Linked DNA regions of Mus musculus: region 2 is linked to region 1. Evidence: chromatin contacts called from ENCODE Hi-C or POLR2A ChIA-PET data. All regions are on one chromosome and are shown on one strand. The core of a region is the stretch at or near the end of the contact, and the rest is flanking DNA. Distances in the headings are between cores, read along the strand shown.

Evidence for each region. Hi-C counts contacts between places; a loop is a spot of excess contacts on that map. ChIA-PET counts read pairs that join two places held with the same protein, here RNA polymerase II (POLR2A).
Region 2: a map of left cerebral cortex shows a loop between it and region 1 (5-fold over the local background). The contact joins two enhancer-like sites. A Hi-C loop is called at or near these places in 12 of 37 maps with a recorded cell type or tissue (adrenal gland, gastrocnemius, heart and 1 more). POLR2A ChIA-PET finds 5 or more read pairs at or near these places in 3 of 5 experiments (Patski and embryonic stem cell).

The regions. Positions count from the first base shown.
Region 1 is chr15:85,609,481-85,613,910 of GRCm38, reverse strand. No RefSeq gene overlaps it. Among named protein-coding and RNA genes, the nearest start is that of D130051D11Rik, 23 kb to the left of the region's middle. Within about 2 kb of position 1,971, at least 2 of the 3 ENCODE cell types and tissues checked have a DNase peak (open chromatin) inside an H3K27ac peak, as active enhancers do; they include gastrocnemius and left cerebral cortex, where a contact is called at or near this core.
Region 2 is chr15:85,669,485-85,674,241 of GRCm38, reverse strand. No RefSeq gene overlaps it. Among named protein-coding and RNA genes, the nearest start is that of Lncppara, 32 kb to the left of the region's middle. Within about 2 kb of position 2,327, at least 3 of the 3 ENCODE cell types and tissues checked have a DNase peak (open chromatin) inside an H3K27ac peak, as active enhancers do; they include gastrocnemius and left cerebral cortex, where a contact is called at or near this core.

The DNA.
Region 1 (4,430 bases), core at 722-3,221:
GCATCCTGCTGTTCTTAGTGCCCTGAAAACCCAGATGAGAGACCATGATGCCAGAGTACATATCTAGGGTGCTGCTGACCCTCTTCCTTCCCCCCTCCTCCAGCCTCCAGCCACAGTACCAGCTTGCACCCCAGAGGTTAAGAGCCCGGACACTGCAGGGTGTGGCAGCTCAACCCTGACTGGCCTAGTCTAAACCGATGTTCCGCCAAGGAGGCCCTTTGGCTGCCGCAAGCACCTAAACAGCCCTGCCTTTGTCCTAGTGGCCACAGGCACTGTTTGCTCTGTGCCCAGCTTGTTTTTCCCAGGCTGAGCTGGGCAGGCAGAGCCCGGGAGCCATGGAAACAGCACAGGCCACCTGTCTTGCCCAGCCCCGCTCTCTGCCCAGTTGCTTTCTCAGTCTCTTCAGACCTCCTGCTGTACTGGCCCTGTACCAGCTGCCCCTGTCCCGCCCCCTCACTAGCTAGGCTGGGTGCAGAGACAGCCAAGGGTTTCAGGGGCCCTGGGGTCACACAGATCCTGGGGTCAGCTCGGCCATCCTTAACACCCAGGCGGTTGTCTGCTTGCTGCCTGCAGGGAAGCCCTTTACCTAGCACCTCTGCCCTGCTCTGGCAGGACTTTCTGTGCACAGGAGGAAGGGTGTGGGCTCCCTCAAGAGCTCCTCAGCTGTCTTAAAACTGCTGGGGGGCTGGAGAGATGGAGCGACAGTTACGAGTTGTTCCAGAGGACCCAGGTTCAATTCTCAGCCCCTATGTGCTAGCTCACAATTGCCTTTGCCTCAGTTCCAGGGTATCTGGTGCCCTCTTCTGGTCACTATGGACACTGCACATCCATGATGCACAGATATAAATGCAGACAAAAATCAATCAATGAAACAAACAAACAAAAAGCCTTCTGCCCAGCCTCTGGTTTTCTCCTGTCCTTTTGGAATCTCCAATCATTCAATAAGATCAGTCTGACGCCCCAGGCTCAAAACATCTAATTCTTGTCCCCAACGACACTTCCTGCCTGCTGGTGTGTCCTAGGTTTTTCTCTAATAAGTAGCCAGAACAGCTCCGCATGTGATGGGCCTGACCTTGGACCTGTGTCCACAGGCTCCCTCAATGGGTCTCAGTGTAATCCGGACAGGGCCAGTTTCTTCTCTATTTATTTTCAGGGTGCATGGATATTCTCCAGGTAGGATTTGGGAAAAGATAGTGAGCCCGGGCAACTCTGTGGTTGGGTGGGTGGAGTTGGAGGACAGCGTTTCACTCCCTCTGGGGCAAGGTGAGAAGTGTGTGCTCATCTTAGGAGGGGTCCCCTGGCCCAGGCAGGGGAGGACCCACCGATGTGGCCCCAAAAGCACCAGTTTGTCAGTGCCTGTGTTCTCAGACGTCTTTTGGACGGGAAGCTTAATTGCTCCATTCTCCAGATGAGAAAATCAAGGCTCCAAGAGTGCTCTCTAATACTGTCACTGGGTCAACGGCTAGGGAGCTCTCCTGGTCACCTTTAGTGCATCCCCCCACCCCAAGCTGTCCTTACAGTTTCCCGATCATGTGGCTGATCAAGTCATCGAGAAGCCCAATGCTTCTGGACGGGTGCCATTTGACAGCAGGGTACATCTCAGTGTGCCTAATGCTTCTGTATTTTGCAGGAGGGGACATGGGCTGGAGAGGGTCAGGGCTTGGCAACTCTGCCCTTCATTTCTCCGGCCTCCCTCACGTCTGGCCATTTTGTTCCAGCTCTTGAAATATCTGCTCTGCCCTCCCGGAAGCTGCTGGCTTCAGGCAGGACCGTTCCTCCTATCTGCTCAGTCCAATTCAGTCTTGTCACCTCCCTGTAGCGGTCACTGGACAGAAACTGGGATGTGCTGTCCACCCTGGCTGGGCTCCTGGGTGGCCAGGAGGCTCTTGGAAAGCCCTCTTCATCCCCACTCATGGAACTCTTGCAGCTCTTTTCCGGAATGGCTTCCCGATGAGGTAATGCTTCTTGCAGACGGGAGGAGGTCCTGGAGAATGGCCGCCAGTGGCCTCCTTGCCTGGGCGACCTGCCCAAGGCACAAAATGAGCCCTTTTTGGTGGCTGAAAGGAAGACCAGGCCCTAGACTCCAGACCTTCATTCGTCACCCAGCCTTGAGCTGAGACTATCCTAGTCCTGGGCTGAGCCTGTAGCCTCAACCAAGGGGAAACTAAGGCCTGAGGGGGGAGGGGCCGGCTACACTCAGAGCCCCAGAAAGAATCCACAGCTACTCCTGTTTGACACTCTGAGGGACAAGGAAAGCCTCCTGGTTCACCCTCTTGGGTCTGAGGAGTCTCTCTGACTGTTAAGCTTCTGTTAAGGAGCTGGGTGGATGCTCGCCCAGAGGACGACTGCTGGGTTATCCACTATCCGCTCTATATCCTGGGAGAGAGAGAAGCTGCAGAGAAAGCTACAGAGAGAAGCTGCGGTATGCCAGGAAAGTACTGAAGAGGCTTGATTCCTCACTCCTGCCCTGTGCCTGCCAGGCCCGGCACTGGTGATGAGGTCCCCAGTCCCCACATAGTCCAGAAGCACCCACACCTCAGGCTTGGAAAACAATATGAAACTTCTCACTTCTGAGGCTGGTGGCCGCAGTGCCTGGCACCTGGGGTTGGCACAGGAAGACCTTCAGGACTCAATAGCAGCACAACTTCAGTGCTTGGTGGGATTGGGACACGGGCTAGAAGATGACTCTGTGAAGCACTCAGGCCTAGTGTCTGCAGGCCCAGCTGGCCCTGTCCCCGATTTGAATTTATTGTGCAATGTTATCCAAGCCCCCCATCCCCCACCCCCTTCCCTGGCTGGGTCTCAATTTCCCCATCTGCAGACAGGAGGAGGGCAGGAGAGGCCTCAACTGGACTCCAGAGCGCCCCAGGTCTGGCGGCCCAGACCTGCAGCTGTGTGGGCGCAGCCTCTCTGGGCAGGAAGTTAATTTCCGCGTTGGAGGCGATGCCTGAAGTGGGCCCAGTGCTTGCTGCATGTTCAGATGAGGGCCGGGCTGGTGAAGTCATGTGGGAGGTAGCAGCAGAGGCAGGATCCAAGCCAAGATTTCTCTGCTGGCCTGGAGTGACCTTGTTCAGCCTCCCTTGCTCAGCAGCCCCCACCTCTCTTGCCTACACAAAGCTCTGGCTCTACAAGGGAAGACAGGTCCTCTTGGAAGGTGGGCCTGCACCCTCTTCTGCCCCCTGGTGGCTATGAGGACATATGGCAGTTTGGTCAGGACTTTGAAGGCTACAGGGCCATCATCCACCCAGAACCAGACACATGATCACCATCATCCCCCCACACAGGGCCAGACACCCACAGGGTCTCAAGAATACACAGGGATATAGACACCCACAAAGGCACAGACACCCACAGTACCAAGAACTCACAGAATTGGGAACCTACAGGGTCACTGACAATCAGAGCCACAATGGCCCACAGGACCTCAGGCACCCACATGATGGGCACCCGTAGGGATGGGGTACCGTCACTGGGAGGCCTGGTTATGACACACACCCCCCCCCAGGAGGAGGTCACTGCCACCTATGTCTCTGGAGTGTGCAGTTCAGGTCGGGAGTGGTTAGGGCCTACAGGAAATGCACAAAGATGGGAACAATGTTGAGAGGAAAAAAGTGCTCACCCAACCTGGGATCAGCCCTCTGGTGCTTCTGGCTGCAGTGTTGGGGGATGGACGAGAGGCCGAGGCACATGTCCTTTTAGCTCTCAATGGTGACAGTGAAGGGAAGGGCTCAGTGTGTTGTTCTTCCCATTGTCTCCTGACCCAGCAGCAGCAGCACAGGACAGACAGGCACCCACTAGCCTTGGCCTGATCCTGCAGCAGCAGGCTTTCAGAATGATGGACAATTTCTCTGAGGCCCTCCAAGTGCTGAAGGCCGTACTACAGTAGGGCTATATAAACCAGGGCGGCCAGCCCAGTCTGGCTCCTAGGAACTTAGTGCCTCCAATATCATCATCAGGGATAGGGGTGGACTGGTCAGTCTTTAGAATGTGCCAGAACGCTGGGGAGTTGGCTCAGCCATTAAGAGCTGCTCTTCCAGAGGACCTGGGTTTGATTCTTAGCACACGTATGGCCTCTCACTACTTACTACCTGTAATCCCAGTCCCAGGAGCTCTGACACCCTCTTCTGGTCTTGTCAGGTACTGAACATGCATGGTGCAAAGATCTACATGCAAACAAAACACCCACACACAGGAAAAAAAATGAAATCTTTAAAAAAAAAAAGAATTTCCAAGGTCTGCTCAGCGGCTTCTCCAGAATGCCCCCTCCCAGCACCCCTTTTCTTCTCCCACCCCCCAAATCCTGCCTGGGTCCTGTGGCTAAACCTCTTCCCCACCCCTGACCCTCACCAGGATACCTGGCTCAGGGAATGACAGGGTCCCACCAGTGCCATCACATTAGAACACCAATGGTCAACGCCCACGGGGGCCAA
Region 2 (4,757 bases), core at 1,078-3,577, 60 kb before region 1:
GAGGCATGATGAGGCTCTGGTGTGGCCACCCTGGGCTTGGCCCTAATTTAACAGCAGAAAGACGGAGGTCCATGCCCTCAGGCAGCTCAGCACAGCAGTCCAGTTCACCAGGGGCCCACTTACCTGTCCCTTACATTTAATCCAACAGGGAGGAAAATAGACAAATATCTGTTTTCCTCTCCAGAGCATCCTCTTTTGTGTATATGTATACAAAAATATAAATGTTGCCAAAACAAGCTATTTGAGCATGGGAAGATGTCCTGAATGGCCTCCCTGGAAACAAACACACTTAATCCTGTGATTTCCCAGGTACTAGGGTCTGCTCTGGCAGTACATAAGACCCTGATGTTTGGCAAAATCATGGCCTTGGTTCAAGGCCCTGGAACAGCATCCTCTGACACTCTGGCCTTTCTTAATTGCTTTGGGTTCCACACAATGGCCTGGGGAGAAGTAGAGATGCTCACTTGTTCGGAGGGTTCTGCCTTAGTCTTAAGCACGATGAAGAACTTCGACTAACCACGGCACAATCTCCACCCTCCCGGCCCTGTGCCGTGTGTGGCTCTTCTGTGAACAAGGGGAAACCCTGGCAGCGTTTTCCTGGCAAGGCTACCATGGAGTGTGAGCTTCTGTTAAAGACCCCCAGCTCTGGGTGGGCACATATCTTCTACGATGCACTTCTCCATCTGAGATGGCTTTCAAATGTTTCACCCGGGGCTTGCATTTGCTAAATGCCTCTGATTAAGTAATAAATAATATCTCTAAGCAGGGGCCATGAGTAGTACAAAGCAGACTAACAATCTACATATATTTGGTTAAATATATATATATACATATATATATATAGTTATATAGTTATATACACATATTTGGAGATATACATACATACGTACATACATACATATCTAACTATATAACCAAAACCAACCAAACACATGAAAAAGATGGTCAAAGTTAGCCTCTGGTTGCTGTTCTGACTCTGTCAAAAGAAAGCCTCCTTACTCTGGAGCTCTTATCCTAGATAACTGGAGCAGGCAGCTCTGAATGGTAAGCAAAGAGCAGGCTTGGACTTCTCCAGCCTCGTCCATATTCCCGGAAACAGGGCCTCAAATGCCAGTTCATGGGTCTGAGGTGTAATGGATATAGGTGCCCCCCACTCTGTGTGATTTGAGGTGAATGCCCCCAACAAGGCTATCCAAACCACATTTTTAAAAAAAGTGGGAAGAAGAGCAGTGTTCTCGCACACATATGAAAGCAGCCTTAATCCTCAAGGCTGGAGTATCTTTTTAACCCAGGCTACATACACACATGTAGAGACCCGGTTTTATTTCCCAGATAGACAGACCCTATGTGCTCAAATAAAATGAAGCTATTTCTGGCCTGGAGAGATCACTTAGGCTTTTGAAAATCCAACTTTGAAGAAATTAATTTCAGTGTTACCTGAAAACCCCTATAATTATTGTAAAGACAAATTCTTTTGCCCCTTTTTTTGGTCCCCACAAACCCCTCAAGCCTGCTAGCTGTGCTGTGTGAGCCACCTATAAGAAGGTGCATTTATTAAAGAGGTTATGAACTGGGTTTTGTTGTTATTTGGTTTTGCTTTGCTTTATTTAACCGCCCCATAAACGAGAACTTCCCACCCAAGGGTCTTCCACTGCACTCTGGATTTCGGCTGCTATGCTGAAGGTTCACCCTAAACAAGCTCTCTGAAAATGTCCATCTAGCATCAAAAAATATTTTTAAAGTAAAAAGGGTTTAGTAAAACAGGTCAAATTGTTGAGAAAGGACTTAGGCTTCCAAACAACATTTCCAAACACCCCCCCCAACAGATGTTTTCTCTTTTCTATTGTTTAAAATGTCTGCTATAATATTTTATACGCTCGATAAAATCTCTACAAGGCTAGCAGACCCTACACCTGAGATCAGAAACTGTGTTTCACAAATCCCAAGTTCCGGATGGAGGACAGTGTGGTGTTCTCTGCAAGCTGCCTGGCTTTGGGTTCGAGAGCAACCTACCTGGAATGTGTCCCCGACTCTGAAAGATCCCTGCAGTAGGACCCCTCTTAGAAATCTGCCCATTAAATATTTAAATGCTAAGGAGCTAAAGTGAAAAAGGCTCTTACCTCTCCAACCTTGATCATGCCCGCGGCGCACACGTCCACCGCCCTGCCAGACCACGTCTTGGCCGCCGCTAGCGCTGCGCTGGCATGCCCGCGGCCGCTGGCTGGAGTCCGGGGTGACTTGCGTTGGGCTCCTGGGCGCGCAGAAACAGCCGAGGGCAGTGCGGAGCCGCTCCCGCAACTCTTCGCAGGGTGGGACGGCCTCTGGCCAGCTTACGGCGAGGCCCCAAACCCGGGACCCACCGCTCTCCGGGCTTCTGCAGTCTTACATCCAACGACCCACCACGCAAGAGTGGCCCGAAGGATCGAGTCACGCGTCCACGGCTGGCGCCACTGGAGACCTTTGTCCCGGACGCCAACGAGAGTGTGCGGGCCCGCGTGCGCCCACGCCCTGCCGCGGAGGACCGGGCCGGCGTGCTCCGTGACTTTCTCCAAGTTCACGTGCATCCCGGAGCGGCCAGGCGGGCGCAGCGGGCCCGGACGCTCAGAGCCTGGCCGTCGGGCGGGCTCGGGACCCAGCGGCCCAGGGCGCGAGCGTGGCCACGGTGAGAGCCACCGGGGGCGGCCGGAGGGCACCGGGACGGAGCGGGCCACTCGTCTGGCGCTGCCCGGGCTCCGAATGCAGCGGTGGCTTGGCACAGACGCGCCGCGCGCCCGGTGCATGCTAATGGCCGGCGGGCGCGCCATGAATTATTCAGCAGCGGCGCGGAGAGGACGAGCGCGGCTCGGAGGGCGGCCTGGGCCGCGCGTCCCCCGCCGCTGCAGAGCGGCCGCACCGACTTCCCAAACTTTCCCCGGCCCGCACCGAGGATGCGGCCCCCGCGGCGCCGCGGTCCCCGCCCGAGCGCGCTGGCCGCGCTTCCCCCGTTGCCGCCTATTTTATGTCTTTTGTCTCGGAGTTGGCACCTGTCCCAGAGAGCGCGTTTCCCTGCCCACCCCTTCGCCGCCGGATCGGGGCGGGGGAGGGGGCACGGGGGACCGGGGAGGAGGGGACGAGGGAAGCGAGGCGCCCGCGCGCCCTGCGTCCTGGGGAGACCGCCCGGGGGCGGTGGCGGCGGCCGTGCCCGAGCACCCGGGCACCCCTGCTCCGCGGGGAGGTCAGGGTTGCGAACGCGCCCGGAATACCAACGAGGCCGCTGTGCCCGCTGCGGGCCCGTGCGTCCGGGCGCCGCCCCTCCCGGGCGGCCCCCACCCAGACGGGCGCGCTTGGGCTGGGAGGGCGGCGGGAGCTGCGGATTCGCCGCCCCGGCCCCGCGCCTGGCCCCGCAGCTCCGCGTGCGCGCCCCCGCAGGCACGCCGCCCCGGGCGCTCCCCGCTTGCGCGCGCCCGCCCCGCGGCCCCGCCCGTCGCCTTCGCGCGCCCACCCCACTGGGCACCGCACCGCGGAGACCCACCGGTAGAGCCCCGGGGCCAACGCAGCGGGGAGGGCTGAGCAGGAGCGCGTCCCCTGCCCGCGCTGCCCGCGCCACCCGCGCCGCCTTGGCACGGAGGCGGCTGCCCGGGCGCGCTCCGCGGCTGCGCTCCAAGGCTCTGGCTGCCATGATTGCGGGCAGTACCGGGACGCGCGTGCACGCTCGGGGCCGATTGGGACCCTCGGTCTACAGGATCCCCCTCTGCCCGCCCGCAGCCTGGTACGCGCAGAGGACAGCCGCCAGGGTCACGGAGCTCTAGATAGCGTACTGAGACAACGTTGTGGGCCCGATAGTGGCAGTGGCTTCCCGCAGGAAGGGCGCGCGCATGGGCGACCCAGCCAGTCCAACGGAGCAAGGGGCGCGGTGCCCAGCGGGGTACGGCAGGGAGAGCACACAACCTCTCGAATGGGTATGGGAAGTAATGCACAGAACTGAGCATGCAAAGGGGCCGTGCAAGGTGCCTGGGAAGGCATGGGATTCGCGGAGGCATGTTGCCCAGAGCTGGTGCCCACCTCCAGGCTCGCTCCTTTCCCGCTGGAAACAACTTCCTGCTATTAGGACTGGGGCACGGGAGCTGCGAGGGTAGTTCAAGGCCATGGCTTTGCTCTCAGCCCTTCAGCGACACTGCTGGCTCCAGGCCACCCCGGGCCCCTAAAAGGGGGAATGGGACGGCTGGGCTCCAGGACCTGGTTATTGGTTAGAATGCCAAGGAGGCCGCAGCGTCTTTCAGATCGCTTCACTGGCGCGCACAAGCGTTTTCCAAACACAGGCCAGCCTGGGCCTCAGGCTCTCAGAGACACATGTGAACACAGGGTCCCTAGACTTGGATTCCCTCCTCCTGTCCAGACATGCTCTGGATCACAGCCACTTGGACCTGGCTGGTTCTGGAGGTGTATGATAGCCCGTTGACGACCAGGGCCAGAGAGAACAAGGCCTCCAGGGCCCATCCCACAATCTCTGTGCCTGTCTCCCCCCTCCTCCTCCCCACTGGCCTTGGCATTCTAACCAGTGTCCTTTGACGTCATATCTCGCCATTTCTGTCAACCAATTGAAACTTGCTCGTTGTAATAAAAAATATAATTTTTTTATGCCATTGGTAAATTCAAAAGTTCCTCGTGTGTCCCGCTTCCCAGGAAACTTCATTCCACGTTGTATTGGACTGCCACGAGGGAGAACCTGAACATACTAGATAAAGGTAGCCTGGGCTTGCTGGCTCCGTCAGGGCCTT